Regions from separate parts of the Homo sapiens genome. Here all the other regions are linked to region 1. The links are chromatin loops, found by intact Hi-C in ENCODE. Cell type or tissue: HCT116. All regions are shown on one strand. Each heading gives the region's core, and the rest is flanking DNA. Links, peaks and the distances in the headings are about the cores only.

Evidence for each region. Peaks named below come from ENCODE experiments on the same cell type or tissue, not always from the same donor. Only the 100,000 strongest peaks of a DNase experiment are listed, where the experiment ranks them.
Region 2: a loop joins it to region 1, with 2.6 times the contacts of the local background. A loop is called at or near these places in 8 of 110 quality-filtered maps.
Region 3: a loop joins it to region 1, with 2.5 times the contacts of the local background. A loop is called at or near these places in 18 of 110 quality-filtered maps.
Region 4: a loop joins it to region 1, with 15 times the contacts of the local background. A loop is called at or near these places in 12 of 110 quality-filtered maps.

Annotation. Positions count from the first base shown.
Region 1 is chrX:18,207,621-18,212,829 of GRCh38, reverse strand. It overlaps BEND2 (BEN domain containing 2), which reads left to right. Exons shown (of 14, transcript NM_153346.5): 4 at 150-265. Among named protein-coding and RNA genes, the nearest start is that of BEND2, 11 kb to the left of the region's middle. In HCT116, for the core only: no CTCF peak of the experiment used is centred there; a DNase peak (open chromatin) is centred at 2,229.
Region 2 is chrX:17,810,082-17,815,290 of GRCh38, reverse strand. All of the region lies in intron 1 of RAI2 (retinoic acid induced 2), which reads left to right. Among named protein-coding and RNA genes, the nearest start is that of RAI2, 49 kb to the left of the region's middle. In HCT116, for the core only: a CTCF peak has its summit at 2,331 (motif pointing left); a DNase peak (open chromatin) is centred at 2,357.
Region 3 is chrX:17,942,899-17,948,107 of GRCh38, reverse strand. No RefSeq gene overlaps it. Among named protein-coding and RNA genes, the nearest start is that of RAI2, 84 kb to the right of the region's middle. In HCT116, for the core only: a CTCF peak has its summit at 2,828 (motif pointing left); a DNase peak (open chromatin) is centred at 2,847.
Region 4 is chrX:17,742,661-17,747,869 of GRCh38, reverse strand. SCML1 (Scm polycomb group protein like 1) reads right to left here. Exons shown (of 8, transcript NM_001037540.3): 2 at 3,651-3,799; 3 at 2,331-2,414; 4 at 1,772-1,852. The coding sequence starts at 3,683. Among named protein-coding and RNA genes, the nearest start is that of SCML1, 7.8 kb to the right of the region's middle. In HCT116, for the core only: a CTCF peak has its summit at 2,764; no DNase peak of the experiment used is centred there.

The sequences.
Region 1 (5,209 bases), core at 854-3,353:
AAATTGGTCATGGAAGAATTCTTGTTTTGTCACTCTAAAATTCAACCCAAAGTCCAATTCAATTTGAGTTAGCATTCTGAGAGCATATCCGTATTAAGGTTATTAAGAGAGTAGTGTATGAAATAACTTTTTAATGCATTGCTTCACAGTAGCCCATGGTGACCAAATAGTTTCACAGATAAACCACCCAGTACATTTAAGAAGATACAGTTACAACTCAGAGGAAGTGGATTTTCCAAAAAGAGGAAGATTCTATACTCCAGAGGTAGATATTATGGTTTGTTTATTAAAGTGAAAATCTCTCTTTGTTCTTTTCATTCTGCTGTATTTCTTTTTAAAAAATGGAGTTGAATTTCATGCAGTAAAATGCACAAATCAGTGAGTTTTGATAAATGTGTATACTTACACCCCATGAAGATAATGAACATTTTGGCTGGGCGCAGTGGCTCATGCCTGTAATCCCAGCACTTTGGGAGGCCAAGGCGGGTAGATCACCTGAGGTCAGGAGTTTGAGACCAGCCTGGCCAACGTGGTGAAACCCCATCTCTTCTAAAAATAAAAAAAAAAATTAGCTTGGCGTGGTGGTGCATGCCTGCAATCCTAGCTACTCGGGAGGCTGAGGCAGGAGAATCGCTTGAACCCCGGAGGCGGAGGTTGCAGTGAGCCGAGATTGCGCCACTGCACTCCAGCCTGGGTGACAGAACAATACTCTGTCTCAAAAAAAAAAAAAAAAAAAAGACAGTAATAAACATTTTCATCACCCTAGAAAGTGGCCTGGGACCTCTTCCCAGTAAGTCCCCATCTCCCTTAACTTTGGGGGAAATATATTTTGATTTTTTTTTCCATCCTAGATGAGTTTTGCCTGTTCTAGAACTTCACATAAATAGAACTGTACAGTATGTACTGTTTTGGGTCATAGTCTTTTTTCCTGAGAAGAATGTTTTGGAGATTTGTTTCATAGTATTAATATTTCATTCCTGTTCATTGCTGAGTGGTATTCTGTCATATGAATACTCATAATTTGCTTACCCATTTTTTTTTTTTTCTGAGATGGAGTCTTGCTCTGTCATCCAGGCTGGAGTGCAATGGCACGATCTCGGCTCACCGCAACCTCCACCTCCCGGGTTCAAGCGATTCTCCTACCTCAGCCTCCTGAGTAGTTGGAATTACAGGAGCCCGCCACCACATTCGGCTAATTTTTGGATTTTTAGTAGAGACAGTGTTTCACCATGTTGGCCAGGATGATGTCAAACTCCTGACCTCAGGTGATCTGCCTGCCTCGGCTTCCCAAAGTCCTGGGATTACAGGCGTGAGCCACCGCATCCGGCCTGTCCATTCTTTTGATGGACATTTGGGTTGTTTGCAGTTTTGGGCTATTAGGAGTAAAGTGACTATGAACATGCTTATGGCAGTCTCTTTGTGAACCTATGTTTGCATTTAATTTGGGTAAATACCTGAGAGTGGAAGTTTTAGGTAATGGGGTAGGTGAAAGTTTATGAGAAATTGCCAGTTTTTCTAAGTGGTCATACTGTTTTACATTACCACTATATTCTCCTGTGCTTTTTGACCTCTGAAGTTGAATAAAATAGATTATTAAACTATATATAATTTGGCTTAACAGAAAATGTATTTGTTTACTTACATGAGGATGTGGATATCAGTGCCACATAAGTAGTGTAGGCAATTCTTAACTTCTATCAGCCTCAATATTTTCATTTTTGGGGATAATGCTAATTATCTGCCCAGTGTCATGGTTTTGTACATAATTATCTGAAAGCACTTTGGAAAGCATGAAGCACTATACAAGGGTAAGATGGTAATATTTTGTTTACAATTATTAATATCTATTATAATTTGATATAATTTTGCCATCTAATAAGTTTGTAATGCTGGGCTAATTCGATTAATTTTTTATCATGTATTTTGAAACAAAGAAGTAGGTAACTCCTTGGTATGTTTATATTAAAATTATTTTTATGGCCCACAATTCATCTTTAGAATAATTATACAGAAATATAATGGTTATTTACTGTCTGTTTACTTATTTATACCCTGCCTTACTCCAAAAAATATTTTAAGATGATTTACAGATTAATTTATCAAGAAAAATAGATGGTTAAGTGTTTCTTGTCTTGTCCACAGAGTGTCACTGTTGGTTTATTTGAAAATCAAAAGCCATTTAAGATTTGGTTCTTTGTTCATGGTTAGAAATACTTGCTTTTAAAGCAGTTCTGGTGCTAGAAGACTCGTTTATCTACCACGAAGTATATAAATGGTTAAGCTTGATGAAAATGGTGTCTTAAGTGTAGCTGGGTTAATGAGAACACAATTCTGCAAATATATCTTTTCCTGTAGTTGTAGGATTTGTGATGGGCAAAGGTCCTTTGATATCACAAATAGGCCTTAGGTGCTTCTTGAAAATGAAATGGAAGTTCTGAACTTTTCTTTCTTTCATATGTTCTTTTGGTTTATTAATAATTTTTCCTTAGACAATAACATGAATACTTGATTGTGAAGAAGGTGGAAGTATCATTAATGAATGTATACCAGACTTTGAATCTTTATATAATATTAAATGCTCATTGCCAAATATATTCCAAGAAAGCAATTTGAATTCTTTTTCAGTCTTCATATATACTACAGAATTACTCTGAACTCAGGCTGAAGGAAATATCTCTCTCTCCTGAATCTGTATGCTTCTTTTCATTAGACAATGAGCTCTGAAGCATTTTGTTTCCTTCTTTTCCTTATCTAGTAGGAAATTCACAGCATTTTTGTACCCAGTTTCATTAGCTTTTCTAATTTTTAAAAGAATTATAGATTTACAGAAGAGTTGCAAAAATATTTCAGGGAATTCTCATATATATGCTTGACACAGCTTCCCTTAATGTTAACTTACATGTATAACTTAAAATTATGGTAATTGTAATAATCACAGCACAGTTATCAGAACCAGGAAATGAACATTGGTGTAGTACTATTAGCTAAACTGTGGTCCTTGTTTGAATTTTGCCATTCCTACCCAATCCCATGTCCTTTTTCTGTTCCAGGATAAAATCTAGTATCCCACATTGAATTTAGTTGTGTCTCCTTAGCCTCTTCTAGTCTGTGACAGCTCCTTATTCTTTCCTTGTCTTTCATGACTTTGACACTATTGATGACCACTGCTCAGTTATTTTATAAAATGTCTCGATCTTGGTGTGTCTGATACTTTCTCTTGAATAGATCGAGATTATGCATTTTTGGCAAGAGAGTAACACATGAGTGATGTTATCTCCTCATTGAATCATATTGGGGGATAGGTGGTGTTGATATTTTTTTTATTGGTGATGTTAACATTGATCACTTGGTTAACATGATGTTTTCCAGATTTTTCCACAGTAAAGTTACTATTTTTCCCCATTGCCCACGATAAAGATTTTGGGTGGCAGGGGATTTTGAGACTCTGCTAATATCCTGTTTCTCTTCAACTCACCAAGACAAGTTAGTATCCATGCATGGATTTTACCTGCAGCAGCCATTATTGTGGTGTGTGCCTTATGTTGATTCTCTGTCTCCCTCATTCCTTCTGGATTTATTAATTGGAATGCATTTGCAAGGGAGAGCTGTCCTTTATCTCCTATTTATTTATTCAATTATGTATATTCATATTAATATTGACTCATGGACATTTATTGCATTGTATGAGTTATAATCCAGTATTGTAATTATTTCTTCATTGATCAAATTTTCCAGCTTTGGCTATTGGGAGCTCCTTCAGTTGATTCCCATGGCCTTTTGACTTGTCCCTGCCTTTTTTGTATACTCACTTGTTTTCTGACATCACAAGATAGTCTAGGCTCATCTGTACTTTCCCTGTCTTAGCTCTGGAATTAAACTGTTCTCTAAGGAGCCCCGGTTCCTTTAGTTGGAGACTGGTATTTAGAAACCGAGATCTGGACACTAGGTGTGTTCATTGCTCCTCTTGTGTCATTGATCCTAGGCCTTCTCAGTGGACAGAACTAGGAAATAAATGTAGGTATCCCAATCCATGCACACACATACATCTATATTTCAGTCTCGCTATATATTAAAACTATATGTTCATACTGATATTCAGTAGCTTTTCTTAAACCTAGGTTCTTATATAATAACTTCTTTGCCTACCTCCTTTATTAATCAGCTCTTTTATTCTCATATTCTCTTTTTCTTGGCTTTATAAGACTTCTGAAATCCTCTGGAACATAGGGGAGAAACAAAAAGAATTTAAAAATATAAATATTTAAACTGTTCTTTTTATAGTGCTTACTTTGGCTCCTAGTGATATTAAGACATTGACTACTTATTTTTTATATATATATATTTGAGATGGAATCTCGCTCTATCACCCAGGCTGGAGTGCAGTGGCGCAATCTTGGCTCACTGCAACCTCCTACTCCTGGATTCAAGCCTCAGCCTGCCTCAGCCTCCCGAGTAGCTGGGACTACAGGCACGTGCCACCACGCCCGGCTAATTTTTTGTATTTTTAGTAGAGACAAGGTTTCGCCGTGTTAGCCAGGATGATCTCAATCTTCTGACCTTGTGATCCACCCGCCCCGGCCTCCCAAAGTGCTGGGATTATATGTGTGAGCCACTGCACCTGGCCTATTTTTTAGAATGTTAATAGAACAATGAAGTTTCTTGTGATGAAAATGATAGAAACCATCTTTCTGGATTCCAACACTGTTGTAAAGTATGAAGTTCTGTCTCTCAAATGTAGTTTTCTGAAATACTGAGCCAAAAAAATTTTTAATCACATTTAATACCATTGTACTATTTTTTTTTTTTTTCTGAGACAGAATTTCGCTCTTATTGCCCAGGCTGGAGTGCAGTGGTGTGATCTCAGCTCACTGCAACCTCTGCCTCCCGGGCTTAAGCGATTCTCCTGCCTCAGCCTCCCGAGTAGCTGGGATTACAGGCGTGCGCCACCACACCCGGCTACTTTTTGTATTTTTAGTAGAGACAGGGTTTCGCCATGTTGGCCAGGCTGGCCTCGAACTCCTGACCTCAGGTGATCTGCCCACCTCGGCCTCCCAAAGTGCTGGGCTTACAGGCGTGAGCCACTGTGCCTGACCACCATTGTACTGTTAATAGAAATTTTGCTGTGTCAAGTTCTGTATGATTATCATCTCATTGTGATACATTTTTCAAAAAATTTCTAGTTAGAACAGTATCCCAAGGTGAAAAATTT
Region 2 (5,209 bases), core at 974-3,473, 400 kb after region 1:
ATTCTGGAACTCTTCCCCCAATAAAATAGGAAATAATACCTATAATCGTTATTGCTAACTAGCCAGATGTTATACAGCCGATCTTTTTCCTTCCCCCACCCCAACTTCGTATTGTTTATGCTATATTAGCTCCAACCATGATACTTGCTTTAGGACACATACAGTGAGTTTTTAGGGACTTCAAAAGCCTCACCAACCCTAAGATTCTGCGGAGGATGTTGTTCTGCTTTTGACAAAACAGAATTCCAGAAAGAAGCTTCCCTGTCTAAAAGATGAGTACTCTTCACCCTCTCTTTCCTGCATTGTCTGTACTTCTCGGGTCGAGGTTATTATTATTATTATTATTATTATTATTAGGCAGCATGCAGCTGATGAAGTGAAGTAGTGTTTATTTATTGATTTTTGGTCCCCGAGTTGGAACACAAGATCACCAGAAAAGAAACTCCCTCTGTGACTCATCCCAGGAACATCTTGCATTCCAGCCAGCACAAATATGATTCAAAGAACTTTCTGGAGGGCCCCAGTTATATTTTAGCAAAGGAACACATTAGCTATGCTGACCATCTCTTGAACGTTTTGCTTTTGGAAAGATAGTCATCTCTGGCCCCCTCGTGTGTCTTGTTTTTTTTATAAGATCTTGAGTCACACCCCTTTTGAGCTGATTCCCCTGTAGTGTGAGCATTGTTATTATAAAGGAGTGTCTTCTTCACAGGGGTTACAGAAGGTACCACCAACTGGGGAAACATTTGGTCATGGTGGCCTAAATTAATGACATTTCGATATTCACATAAGCATTGAGACTTTCCAGGCCATGGCTGGTGTAGCAGACATTTGTCGGTGTCCTGCCATTTCCTGCCCAGACTGGCCTCTTATACACCAAATGCTACTTACTGCAAACATCCATGATGCTCCCTAAAGGTGTGAGTTTTTGGTTTTTGGTTTTTGTCTCAGGAGCACACTAGATCTGCATGCTGGGCTAGCTGGAAGTGCCAAGGAATGACTACATCCTCCAGGAGCAGCCCTTGGCCAGTGATGGATGGGGGCGGGTGAATAAACAGCCCAACTTCCTAGCCTCTCGGTTGAGATGACTCTGAGGTCTCCCCAGTGGAATTGAGCTTCAGTTGCCCACAGTGGTAACTTGTTTGATAAATTGGCTTCCTTGCTTTCCCTGTCTCACCACTTCACTCCTCTACTGGTGTTGTCTGGGATCTTCTCCCAAATAAATTACTTTCAGTTAATCCTTGCCTCAGGGTCTGTTTGTGGGGGAGCCCAAGCTAAGACAACTAGCTAGTTGAGTTCACCAAAACCCAACAGCCTCCTCTCTTCACTCCCCTTGCCCTGTTCATCACCATCGTTAGTAATGATTCAAAGCACATAATAGGTGATGGTCATGAAGTTGCCATTGTGGCTGTAGCGCTGCAGTAGGGTGTTGTGCATGGGAGTGCAGTCCTTTGAGAGCCCTAACTTCTGCATGGAAACCTGGTAAGACAGAAACCAGCGTTTCAGGAGGTAGCCAGTTCAGTAACAGGGCCCTGGACAACTTTGGATGCTGCTAAAATCTCTGCACCAGGGAGGCACGTACTCAGGAGGTTCATGTTGGGTGAGCAATAAGTGTTTGCTGATTGTGTCTGTAAAGGAATGAATAATTGACTCACATTCATGTCCTTCCTTAGTTCTGAGTGCTTAAGGGTCAAGGTCACGCCCCTGCCCCCTTTATTTGATCTCAGGTGCCTTCCAATGGGCCCCGCAAACTTAATCATAGTTGTCGGTTCTTATCTCTATGGAGAGATTTCAAGACAGCTAGGAAGGTTCCTCCCCATGACCAGTATCTGAAATGACTCAATTATAGTTTCATTTCTTTGTCCATAGCTTTATTACTGGCTGGATTATCTTTATTATACCAATAAAGGAACATAATACTTCAGCCTTATCAGTCATGCACCTCATTGAGAATGAGTTTATCAGCTTCTTTCTGGAAAACCCAATTTTGATGGGAGAAATCTAATAATTCTGACTATCCAAGGAGAGATTGGAGGAGCTGGCGGGTAGGCAAAAATAAATATTAGACACAGAAAGAAGGTACATTTAGATTTTTTTCCTGGGACTGATAACTCAGCCAAGCCACAAGGGGATGTGCTTGATGATTTTAGAGGCATAGGAGAAGTTCTGCCCAAATTTGGAGCACCTTCCCTAAGTACTTGCAGTACTCAGACTTGTAAACAATGCTATATTTTATTTTTTTTACCATGTCCTCACTGTGCTAAGAAGTTCCAGTCCTGTCTCTCCCTCCACCCTGCTGTCCTGCAACCAAGCTATTGTAGGTTACAGCATCCCCTTGTGGCCAGCTAAGTAACTCTCATTCAGTGTTTTCCTCACAGCTTTCCTCAGTTTCTCTGTGTTCTTTCACTCTTCTGTTATAGCTAACCAATCTTTCCTTTGGACCTACATGAACTTTTGAATCTTCTCTCCTTCGACTCTTGCCTAGTTACCTCAAAAAGGCTCTTTGCTTTCTCTCTCCCTCTTATCCTTACCCTCATCCTCTCCGCTTCCACTTCTTCCATGTTTTTGTGAGTGAGAAAATGAGCTTCATCGCCACTGAAAAGTAGGAGAGGAGAGCTACTTAAGCTCTCGTGCAAAGGAGAAGGAAAACTGAAGGATATGAAGTGAAATTATGTGCGGTCAATCAGCAGTAACTTCCGAACCCTTGAAAGTGCTCATGAGTCCATATTCAAGATACAAAAGGTTCTGGCCACCTTTTCTTTCTCCCCCAGGCTTTCAGTCTGAATGAGAAACAGATTTGTGTATTTATTTGTCTTCCCACTATATTTAATTTCTAACATTGGGAGAGCATTGTTTTCTGTTTTCACTTCAAATGCTCATTTCAGCTATGTTGGGTGTTAGGTGGGTTTTTGTGGGCTGGCCTGGAAACCTTCCCGTCAGGTGTAACACCAAGCTTATGGTAAGTGCCTTCTTAGTTCCTAGTAGCTGATTTTTACATGAATCTTTGAACAAACAGGGTTGCGAATGAATAAAGCCATTCAGGTGCAAAGGGAGCATGGGTGATACTACTCAAGATGCTCACAAGAAATATGGCCGGTGGATCTGATGATGCCAATGATGCCAATGGCACAATGATGATGATGGCACTGACAATGAGAATGATGGTGAAGATGAAGACTGTATCGACAGTGCTGACAACAATAATGCTAATGACATTGATGATGGTACCAGTGATGATGATGACAATACAATAATTGCCATGATTTACTGAGCACTTTCTGTGTGTCAGGCACTGTGCCAAGTACTTCACTTAGCTTATCTCCTTTAATCATTACAACCACCCAATGTGACAGGTTTTTTTTTTTAATCATTTTACACAGAGAGAAACTGAGGCTGAGAACTTACTTGCCCCAGGTCACACAGCTAGCAAAATTAGGCAGAGCTGAAGTTTGAACCTAGGCCTGTCTAAGTTCAAAGCTTATACTCCTAACCACTCTCATAGGGGGCCCAGGGCCCAGGGTGAGGCTGACACTGTCTCCATGCCAAAGGGTGGCAAGGGATTCACATGCATTAGAAGAAGGGGAAAATCTGAACTCCAGTTCTTTGTACTTCAGAAATCTGCACCCCTTCCTTCCAGTGACCCCTCAGAGGGTCTATTTCTGGCACACTGGTCTCTGGAAAATGTCCTGCTAATGACACAGGATTATAAACAGTCTTTTTCCCAGAACAAAAATTTAACCTTTGTATCTCAATCTAATTAGAAGTATTTTCTCTTCCAGAGGCAGGTTTTTTCCTCCTCTTTGTTCCAAATTTAAGAGGTTTCTTTGTTGCCAGAAAAATGTCCAAAAACCGTAGCTCTTTAAGATGATAGACCTTGGCCCAAGACCTTAAACGTGACCTGAGCTCCTGCATGAGATGGCTGTTCCAGCAGCAGCACCTGAGGGTGCTTGGGGTTCTGGGTGTCCAACCGAACTGTAGGGCATTGGCCCAATGCAGGGATGGGCACTTGCTGACTCTCACAGTCCCCTGTCCAGGTGAGTGTTCCCTACCACCACCAGCAGCTCTTTATGATTTTCTTCTGTGATGCTGAGGTTTGCCAAGACCTGAGGAAGGCAGTTCATTCCTGTTAGTATCAGGAGCAGCCATCTCTAGAAAATATACATTTGTTCCTTTCCTTAGAGAGATCCTTGCATGAATATCACCCCTTCCAGCTGTCTAGGGACTGGCATTCTTACCTTAGAGACTTACTCCTTTACCTCTGCAGGAAATGTGAGCCTTAAAGGAGCCCTGTTAAAAGCAGATAATCCTGGGATAATATGGATTTGGTTAATATCTTCAGAATGGAGCCAAGAGAGATGGCAACCTGCCTACAAAGAAAGTGGTATCAGGTTGGAGGAATAAGAGATGCATGCCTGGCACACAGTAGGTGCCCACATCATTTTTGAAAGAATGAATAAAAATGAATGGCCACAAATCTAGTTCCATACTGTAGCCCTGCAGTCAGGCCCGTGTGGGCCCCCAAACCCATCATAGATCCTTTGCGGGCAGGCTGAAGGTAGTAGGGGCTTGGAAAACCAGGCCTGGGAGCTGGTGGCGTCCTCCCTCCAATTCCTCCTTGGTGCTCCCACTTGCCCATCCTTTGGGGCCCACAGCAATTCCTCCTCCGGCAGCTCCTGGGAGGCTAGGTTTGACTCCTCCCCAGCAGGCACCACTGGCTCCAAGGAGGCCTGAGTGAGAGTAGGGCAGTCCCCCATGTTACAAAAGAGGAAACTGAGTCCCAGATGTATAAAACAACATTCCAACAGTCATGAAAAGTTCATGTGTGTCCTGAATCTCTTCATTTCAATGACTTATCTTTTGGATATCACTGAGTCAAGGCATGGGGGTGTTCTTTTTTTGAGCAAGCTCCTCACCTGTCAAACTTTTTGACATTTTGTTGGTTGAATAAAGCCATCCCACATACTTTGGCGTTAGATGCTGGTTCCAATAGAGATGTTCTAATCTTGGGTGACTGACTGTGCTGACTCTATAGCTCGTGTGTTAAACTCAAGTGCTCCTCAACATCCTTTGAAATGTGAAACAGAGGCAACAGGTGGGGTAATGTGCCTTTAAGGAAGGAGAACGGGTCTGGGAGTCAGTGTACTCTATGCTGTGTGAACTTGAGCAAGTCACTTCTCCTCTGAGCCTCAGGTTCCTGTTCTTCAAAACA
Region 3 (5,209 bases), core at 1,311-3,810, 270 kb after region 1:
TGCAGTAGGACACTGTTAGTATATTTTGGAAAGGTTAATGCACAGCAGATAGGGGCAGAGTCCCCACTAACAGTGACTGTCCCTTTATTCTAACACCCACACCCCAATCCTGCTGCCATTCAGAATGTTTCCTTTCATCTTAGAATATTCTCCAACCACATATACATTGAAGTAGGCAGACACAAGAGCCCAGGAGTCAGGATCGAAGGGAGAAAGAGCAGCAAAAAGCATGTACATGTGTGTGCATGTAGATTGTGTGTGTGCATCTGAGTCTTTTTATACATCCAGATTTTTATGGTTCACCAACTTCTTCCAGAAACAATTGAGGCTGAGGAGAAGATATAAATGTTGGTATCCATGGAGCCAGAGGTTAAGGCCAAAGTCAAAGGTCAAAGTCAAAGTCAAAAGTTGGCATTTTCCACTATACCAATATAAGCCCAATGCATCTACTGGGACTCCTTTAAAAGGGTCTAAATATGACCAAACAGAGCAATTGACTAAGGAACAGGCTTGTAGACAGCATTTTATTTAGTTTGGTGGATACGACAGGGGAGGCTAATGGAATTGTAGAAAAATGGGCTAGATATGGAAACATGTGATAGTGGGAAAGGACTTTCTCATGGTGATTGCTGCCCACTAAAGAATTGATTGGCTCTTTTCTTATTCATATGGTATTTCTTCTCCAGGGTGAAGGCTGATATACTCTTCATCTCTGTAGGCTAATTTAATCATTATGTGCATACTCTAGAAATTAGTGCCATTTCCCCTACTCATGCCTGAAATAGACATTTCCAACATTTATAATTCTCAGTCATTTTAATCCAATCGTATGCCAAGTATGTTCTCAATTAGAACCATTTTGCTCTATGTTTGATACCATGAAGTGGAACACATGTTGTGATCTTTTAAAAAAGCTTTTAAATAGCAAAGGTATACTAGGTTCTCCCGTATTATTATAATTCAAAAGCAGCTGATGGAATCTTTCTCCGCTGTTTACCCAACCGTAAAAATTTGACCCTTAAATTAAAATCAAATAGAAATATCCAGGGGATGTAATGCCTCAAAATGTAGAGCACTGTTGTCTTTAGAAAATTTCCACAGCTTTAATTCATTACATTCTCACAGATTTTTTTCATATTTAAAAGATGCCATAAAGGTGTGATACCAAGTCATGAATAAGAAAATAGTGTTTAGTCTTGGTACATGTAACATCATTTTGTTTCCCAATTTAGCATCGATCCCTTCTAAATCATAGCCATATTCTGGCATTAATACGATCACATTTCCTAAGCCTGTGTGTAAACAAACATAAAACCGCTTTAACCTAGAAAATGTGTGGATTTATCCATATTCTGATTCCAAGCTTTTTGTGCTCTTTAAGCTTCAGGAGTTTCCCCCCCTCACATTTACTCATCATAAACTGAAAGCCAAATCCTCTGACAACTTGGTGCCTCTTACAACAGGTCTTCCTCCCCTTGCAAGGTGCTGGCAATTTCAGAGGACCCCAGCCTCTTGATAAAGACAGTGCTGTGTTCCCGGGAACCTATTGCAGTTTCCCAAGTAAAGTACAGGCCTGCCTCCCTTTACAGAATAAAATTGATTTCAACTCTGTGAATAGAGAGTAACTTGGTGCAAGCAGAGTTTACCAGGCGTGAGCACTGGGAGAGTTCTGCTGTTCTGCTGACAGCATATCGACATAGAAATGCAGCTAGGGTGGGTCTTCAATGATTTACAACCAAATGGGTACACCTGAATAACTGGACACCAATGAATGATTAAAGGATGCTCAAACATAATGTCAAGTGGCAGAGGCTGCAATATCAGCATGAAGAAATGTGAAGCAACATCAGCAGAGCCTGCCATTTAACTTAATTTAAAAAGTAATTTGGCATATATGACTTGACATTGCCAATTTTGGCTTTGCCAAGAAAGGGCAATTCCAAAGCAACCTGACTGTCAACCATTGGTATAAATTCATCAAAGAAAGGCCATTTGAACAGTCAAAAAGAGCCAGAAATCAGTATCTGTGGGTAAAGTTTTATCAGTGCCCATAAATATAGCAATGCCCTTCTGGGAAAGATGAGCTTTTATCTCGGTGGGATCCAGGTTCTTGTTGAAAGGGATAGGTGACACTTTGGGAGGCCGAGGCAGGTGGATTACGAGGTCAGGAGATTGAGACCATCCTGGCTAACATGGTGAAACCCCGTCTCTACTAAAAAAATACAAAAAATTAGCCAGGTGTGGTGGCGGGCGCCTGTAGTCCCAGCTACTCGGGAGGCTGAGGCAGGAGAATGGAGTGAACCCGGGAAGCGGAGCTTGCAGTGAGCTGAGATGCGCCACTGCACTCCAGCCTGGGCGACAGAGCGAGACTCCGTCTCAAAAAAAGAAAAAAAAAGAAAAAGAAAAAGAAAAGAAAGAAAAAGAAAGGGAGAGGTGAGATCTAATGTCTTAGGGGAAAGGGCTGCACCCCGCCCCCACATTTCGGTTGGGAGTCTTCAACCTGGGAGAGTGAACACAGCATTGTCTTCACCTAGAGACAGAAGTTCTCTTAAATTGCTAGCACATTGCAAAAGCCTCTTTATTAGGAATGTTTACTAACTACTTTTCTTTATTTGTGATACAGCTTATAGGAGTGCACAAAGACGGGCTATATCTGTGTCTACACCAGTGTGTATACCAATAGGGTATACCTGTTTCTATACACAGGGTGTACCTGTGACCACCACCACATCAACATATAAAACATTTCCGGACCCCCAAAAGGCTTACTCACGCCCCCTCAGCCAGTACCCCAGGGTAAGCACTACTCTGACCTCTAGTGCCAGAAAGTGGAATTGCTGGATTATAGGGTACATGCATGTTTAGCTTTCATTGGTACTGCCAAACCTTTTGCAAAAGTGTCGAACCAATTTGCAATCCTAACCGATGACTTTTTGTTTGCCCAGATTTTCTGCTGTTGTTACTGAAAATGCTCAATAGCTCTTCTCTTGCCATTCGCTTGACCTAACCCATGACAAGTTTTCATTACCCCCCTGGGTTTGTAATGGTGTATAAGCCAATATGGCTGTCATTTGTCATTAGCTCGTGGTGGCAATGACAGAACGAGTGATATGGCGACACACTGTGATTTTACAGTTAGTGTGAGTGTTACTGTGAATTTCATGGTAAGTCCCGCTGAGACAAAACAAAGCATCTTGGTAAATCTCAACAAATTATGACCTGTGTCATTATTTCATCAGCCCCTAAAGCTTGAACTCTTTCTTTTGCCTCCCAGGTAACAAGACACACAATTCTTACAGATCCCTCAAGAGCTGTTTGAAAAATAGTGGATTTTAAAATCTAGAAGGAGTGTGAAAGGAACCCAGGGGCTTTGCCAATGGAGTGTCATCATTCAGGCCCCATTTTGAATCTAAACCATCTGATGGTAAATCTTTATATTTTTTCTTCCTTTTTAAACAGAATTATAATTAGGCTTAAAATTTGTTGTTTCAGCTTTTATTCAATTAGTCTTAGAAAAATGTGTACTTTGAAAGATCTGGGTACAGCTGACAGAGCTCATGTGATACAAATATTCTGTTTGGTACTCATGTCATAGACTATTAGTGCAATTTGTTTAGAATTTGGTTTTATTTTAAACATTTTTAGAAAAAAAAGAAATAGCAAAAAGCCAAGTGGCACTTTATCTGATCTGCTAAAAGTGTTGCATTTAATCTAATCCTTTTCTAGGGATTTAGAAGTGAAATAAATATATAAATGCCTACCAGAGAACATCTCCACATTTTCTTGCCTCTAACCAAGCTAAGAATGCAAGTCCAATAACACAAAATGTTGTCTGGGGCTTGCTTTATAAACATGCAGCAAATAGGGGTTATGTAAAGGGGAAGTAGATGAAGGAAGATTGGTCAAATATAGGTAATTGTTGAAGCTGGATGATGAGTTCAGGGGGTTCAATGTATTCTCTCTACATTGGTGCATTTGAAATTTTTCAAAATAAAAAATTGAAAATTACTTCAACAATAACAAATATAATGAAGTTACTAATAATTAAGGGGTATAGAAAAGTAAAACAAGCAGAATTTTAAAAATAACTTATGGAAATATGAACATGGGCTATTTGCTGATGTTAAGAAATTATGCATCATGGTATTGTGGTCATGTTTTAAAAAATAATCCTTATCTTTTAGAGATATGTCCTGAAATATTTATGGATGAAATGATAGGATGTCTGCTTTTTGCTTGAAGATAATATAGGGATGGGGGAGGGAATGGGCGAGATTGTCCGTAGGTCAATCGTTGTTGCTGAATCATGGGCCATGTGGGTTCATATACTGCTGTACTTACCCTTGCGTGAGTTTTGAAATGAAGTAAAAAGTAATTTATACATATACATTCAAAGAAAACAGATTTATACTGTGAAATTGCAGATTTTTCTCTTCGTCCTTAGGTTATGAAAAGGTTAAGGTGAAATGTTTTTATGAAAGCAGCTATTGTAAAAAACATCTCTGAAATTATTCTCATTTGGGGAACACATTACAAATAACACAAATTAAAAATACAAGTCCAAACAACAAAGGTAATTGTAGGGTTCTGATAAACCTACAATCACCCAGTGGACTAATGAATTCCATGGTTCCAAGGTGCAAAATTGCTTCTGTGTGTCTGTGGCATGCCCGTTGTCTCACCATGGGGTGAGTTGGATAGGGCAGAGGTGGGATCCAGCTACCAGATCTTGCCTCCCCAACTTACTCCCTGCCTCTTTTAGAAATTCACAGACCATTGAATGAGGACTGACCTTCTTTTCTGAACCAATATCAGAACCTATTAACAAGTGCACTGGGCCATATGGAAACCATGGGACTGAACGAGGAGGGCAGTAGCTCAGTGGTTAAGAACACTGGCTTAAAAGCCAGGTTCCCTGGTTGCAGGTGAAGCTGTGTGACCTTGGGTAAGCTATTTAACCTCTTTGTGCATCAACTTCCTCATCTTTAAAATAGAAGTAATGATAGTGGTACCCATCTCAGGGGATTATCGTGAGGAGAAGTGAGGTCAAGCACTTAAAACAGTGCCTGTTACATGGTAAGTGCTTTACAAATGCTAGCCATTGTTATCGTTATGTACAAGTGGGTCTTTCTTAAAACGTGCTTGAAATAAGATCTTTTCACTCACAGAGCAACAGGCAAAAGCTCAAATAACAAACAACCATGTTTCC
Region 4 (5,209 bases), core at 1,689-4,188, 470 kb after region 1:
TCTGTGCTTCAGTGTCCTCATGTAGGGAATCAGGATGAAAAGCTCTCTCAGGGTTCTCTCGAGGACGAGAACCTTGCTATAGTATTAGGTTAATACTAACAGTAACAGCACTACACTACACCCGGTCCAACAGTGCTCAGTGGTCTCTTCATGTTACTATTGTTATTACCAGTGGCGTGACACAGGTGGGAACAGGAGGCTAAGCCTGCACAGAAAAGCAGTCCTAACCCAGGCTGCAGTCACGGAGACCTTTTCAGAGGAGGTGAGGTCTGAAGTGAGAATTAAAACATGAGAAGGCCCTCGCCAGGTGAGGATGCATGGAAGGGCTTACAGCATAGAAGGAACAGCAGGTTCATAAATACCCAGAGAGAAAAACAGGAAGCCAGGTGTGGAGACAGCAAGTATGAATGACATTCCAGGAGTGGGGCTGTCACAGGAAGAAGAGAGTGAGGATGACAGGAAAGGAGGGATGGGAAGCAAGAGAAGTGGCTTCTCCAAGATGTGGGAGAACTCGTAGAGGGGAAGGAGGGACAGGGACTGGAGCCAGAGGAGAGAGAGGGGGATGCCCGATGGGGGGCAGCTCTGAGTTCAGGGAGGGGACTAGATGCAGAAAGCAGCAAGGGTGTCAGCCCTGGTCACTAGAATGGCCGGGAAGGGGTCAGAAGAAGGGCAGGGATGAGGGCAGTTGGTTGGCTGTGGGGACAGTTATGAGGACTCGGAGGAGAGGACTGCCCCAGGTGCTCCACTATCTCCACGAGTGAAGAGGCAGGACTAGGGAGCTGAGGTAGGCAGGGGATGGCGAGGTCTTCCTCTGCTTCCAGACTAAGCAGGATGGAGACAGACTCAAGAGGGAACTGGGATGAAAGAACAAGGCAGGCTGGAGTGCCACCTCTGTGATCTAGAACGGGTAGGGGAAGAAAGAGCCAGCCCCTTGGCAGCAATGGAGAGGGGCCCTTGGGGCCATTTCAGGCTGACCATGGCCCTGGACACCTCCCCCCACAGATGCTACCTCCCACCTCAGCGTATAAGCTGACCTAGACCATGACCTAGCAGTGCATGGGGAGGCAGGCTGGGGAGAACCTGCTCCCTCCCTTCCCAGCTCGCCTCTGCACCCACTTCCCCCCAAGACTGTATGTGTCCCTTGGAAGCACTCCACTTCTGTTCTCCTCCATGATCATGATAAACACCCAAACAATTTTACTTTCCAAAGTATGTTAGCTCATTCCATTCAAGAAACCTTATATATGGTAAGAAACATTATATATATATAAACCTTCATTACCTCTGGGGTATGCAACTCACAAAATTCCCAGTAATCACATCTCTACCAACATGGTGATTCTTAAAACAACTCCTCAAAACTACCTTAGGTATGTTTCTTTACTAAACCTTGATGGGCTGCCACTTTGTTTCCATTGAGATATCTTGATGTGCATTTAGGCACATACTAAATTTCATCCAAATCAGTCAATTTCCTTTAAGGATTTTGTAGGGGAAACTAATTTAATACTGAGCAATGTAGATGAAAGAGACATAACTACATTTGGTTGGTAATGGGCTTTTTAAAAAGCTATTAAATCTACATGTTGCTATTCAGGAAATGTGGTTCTAACTATAAATTGTTTTAAAAAATCATCACAATGGGATGATAATCATAAATAAATTGATAGGCAAAATTTCAATTAATTGTACACTTTCCCTTTATGTGAGATAAAGAGAATTTTTGCTTAACATTTTAGAAAACTACATTGAAGAGACAGAACTTCCATACCTGGCAATGAATAAGGACATCATCAACTGTCTTCAGTTGCTCTTCAGTATTACAGGATGCGTCAGATACAATATTCGGTTCCTGCTAATATTTTAAAAGTAGTTAATGATTTATTTCTGTAACAGCCAAACTGAACACTGGGGGCAGGGGGGAGCTATATTTATTTATTTAAATTGTTTTTATTTATCACCAACTTTTCAAGGGGTTTCAGAAGTCTTAAATTAAGCAGAGATTTTTAAAATTCACATTAATATGAGAATGAAAAACTGACAATTGAGGAAGGGGGCAAGAAAAGAATTTATTATATCAGAAGAATCCAGGTTTAGAGTTTTATACTGAAAGTGAGTACAAAACTGCTCTTAATTTTCTACTATATAAGAAAAAGGGGAAAGTAAATTGGTTAAGTGCTCATTCTCTGATGAAAGCAAGCATACAAATTCAGGGGAGAGATATTTTCTTGAGTGTGAGTTTACGGGAACTCCATAGTATACGAGGAATTTACATCTTTTCCTTTAAAACAGCAAATGTTAATATATTTGGCAATTAGCAATTAACATACTTTATTGACAAATTCAGGTTTTGTTTCATACGCATAAAGAATAGTGTTGTCATCTTCATCGTAAGTAGGTATTCTTGTTTTTATCTGAGGAAAATTTACCAACAAATTAAAAGGGAAGATGAAAGACAGAACTAAAAGAAAAGTTGAGGGTTTAATTTCACTTTCAAGAGGCTGTTACAAAGGCCTATTTGTGATATCAAAGGACCTTTGCTCACTGTAAATACTATGACTACATGAAAAGATGTATTTGCAGAACTGTGTTCTCATTAACCCAACTACACTTAAGACAACAGTTTTCACTGAGCTTAACCCTTTATATGCTTCATGGTAGAAAGACTAGTCCTTTAGCACCAGAAATACTTTAAAAGCAAATATTTCTAACCATGAACAAAGAAATAAATGTTACATGTTTTTTGATTTCTAAATAATCCAACAGTGCCCCTCTGTGGACAAGACAGAAAACATTTGAGCACCTATTTTTCTTGATACATTAATCTCTAAAGTACCTTAAAACTTTTAAAAATAAGACAGGGTATAAATAAGTAAGGAGTAAATAGCCATTACACTTCAGTATAATAACTCTTCATTCTAAGAATGAATTATGAACTATGGGAATAATTTTATAATAAACATACTTGGTAGCTATGTATGTTTTTGTTTCAAAATACATGACAGAAATCACAAAAACATATGGAATTGGGTTACAGTTCAGTACTTTTAAAAATATACTATCTTACCCTTGTATAGTGCCTTATGCTTTTCAAAGTGCTTTTACATAGTTATGTCAGAGAAAAATGACTCTTGATAGGCAGTTAACATTATCTCCAAAGATTTTTGAAAAACATTAGGACTGACAGTAGTTAAGAGAATTGCCTAGACTACTTAGGTAGCATTAATATCTATGTCCTTATGTGACTAAAAAAAAGGTGTTTTCTGTTAAGCCAAATTATTTATAGTTTAATAATCTACATACTGATTCAACTTGAAGGATGAAGAAATATAGAAGAATATAACAGAAATGTAAAAACAGCACAACCACTTTGAAAAACTGTATGGCAGATTCTCACAGAGTTAAATTCACATGAACTCCATGACCTAGTAATTCAACTTCTGTCTGTTCACCCAAAAGAAATTTAAGTGTGTGTTCACAAAGAAACTTGTACACAAATTGTCACAAGAGCTTTATATATTACTGTTAAAATATATAACAAAAATTTACTTATGATCTATGCATTTCACTGTATAAAATTAAACTAAATTTAGAGTAGAAGTATAGCACAGTAAAAAGAACAAAGACAGATTTTCAATTTGAATACAAACCACATCGATTTCACTGGAGCTGTTAGACATCATTTTTGTGCAACAGGAGAAACTCCACTTCCTCTGAGTTGGACCTAATTATTTTTAAACTTGCTGGAGGGTTTATTTGTGATACTGCTTAGTCACCTAAGAGTGGTAAACCTCTACTCCTGAAAAGCAACGCATAAAAAAGTTACTTCATACACTTACTACCTTAATAATATGGATATACTCTCAGAATGCTAACTCAAATAGAATTGGACTTTGGGTTGAATTTTAGAGAGTGACAAAACCAGAATTCTTCCATGGCCAATTTAGAATAAATCTTTCAAAACTGAAGGGCCATATTGCTCATGACTAGAAATAAGAATCAAATCAAACACAATTACAAACTGTGAAGTGACTGCTTAGTAACTTAAAGCCTACAGAGTAAATGCTGGAAACAAATGAACAAGAGAACGCAAGGGCTAACTGCTTTTGTAAAGGAGCTCCAAAAGGCTCTTGACTAAGGAGAAAGCATTGCCTCCAAAATGTAAGCCAGGAGTCTATTCTGGATTGGGTCCCCCCCGACTATGTGGGCTGGGCGGACCACAAGAGACACCACCTCCTCATCCACCAGGTTTCGAACACCAGTTGAGATGATCTCTAAGGTCCATTTCAACTTTCAAGTTAGGATTGCCTTATTAAATTTTATATTAAACCTAAATAAGTGGATGTGAAAGGTAAGCCAAACAATCTAAAATTAGGAAGGTTTGGTTATGGCTCTGAGTCACTTTACTATGGAACTAGAAAACTGGCTGCAAGAGTATCGGATTATATCTTGTACTAGAAATTTGCTTTGAATGTCTGCATCACAGTTACTGGGAAGGGTACGTTAATGAAAGAGCTACCCTATCCTTTCTGAACCAGAGCAGTAATGAGAGGCACAATTAAGAGATTCAGGTTTCATCTCTTTCCTGTTTCCCTTTCATTCTATAGTGGAGATACTAATGACCATGAACCCAAAAGACAGAAATCAAAAGGGATAAAGAAGATGGGAGAACTAACTCGAGTTAGATAAACGCAGACTAATGTTGCATAGAAGTATCAAGTTATAAAATACCTCTCTAATTGGGGCTGTAACTTCAATCAAATTTCACTTTTTAAACTATTTGAGTTTTCTGACCATAAAACTTATACAGGCTATCAGTAATTAAATTGTGGTATATTTATATAAAGGAACTTCGCAGCAATAAGAATAAACCAACTACTGCTGTATACAGCAAGGCCGAATCTCACAACCATAACCTTGGGTTTAAAAACAGCCAGAAACAAAAGAGTACAGTATATGACTCAATTGATATTAAACTCAAAAACAGGCAAAACTAACCTGTGGTGGAAAGAGTCTTTCCAAACCAGTACTTTTAGGTCTACTGTAGTTACTGTAACGACTTCTTAGTGTTCTATCTTGTAAATATGCCATGATTTATTAAACACAGCCCCCAATTCATAGATATTCAAGTTACTTCTAAAGTTTTGCTCTTATAAAGAACACTGCAGAACAGTCTTGCACCTGTGCAAGTAGTTCTATGGGATAAATT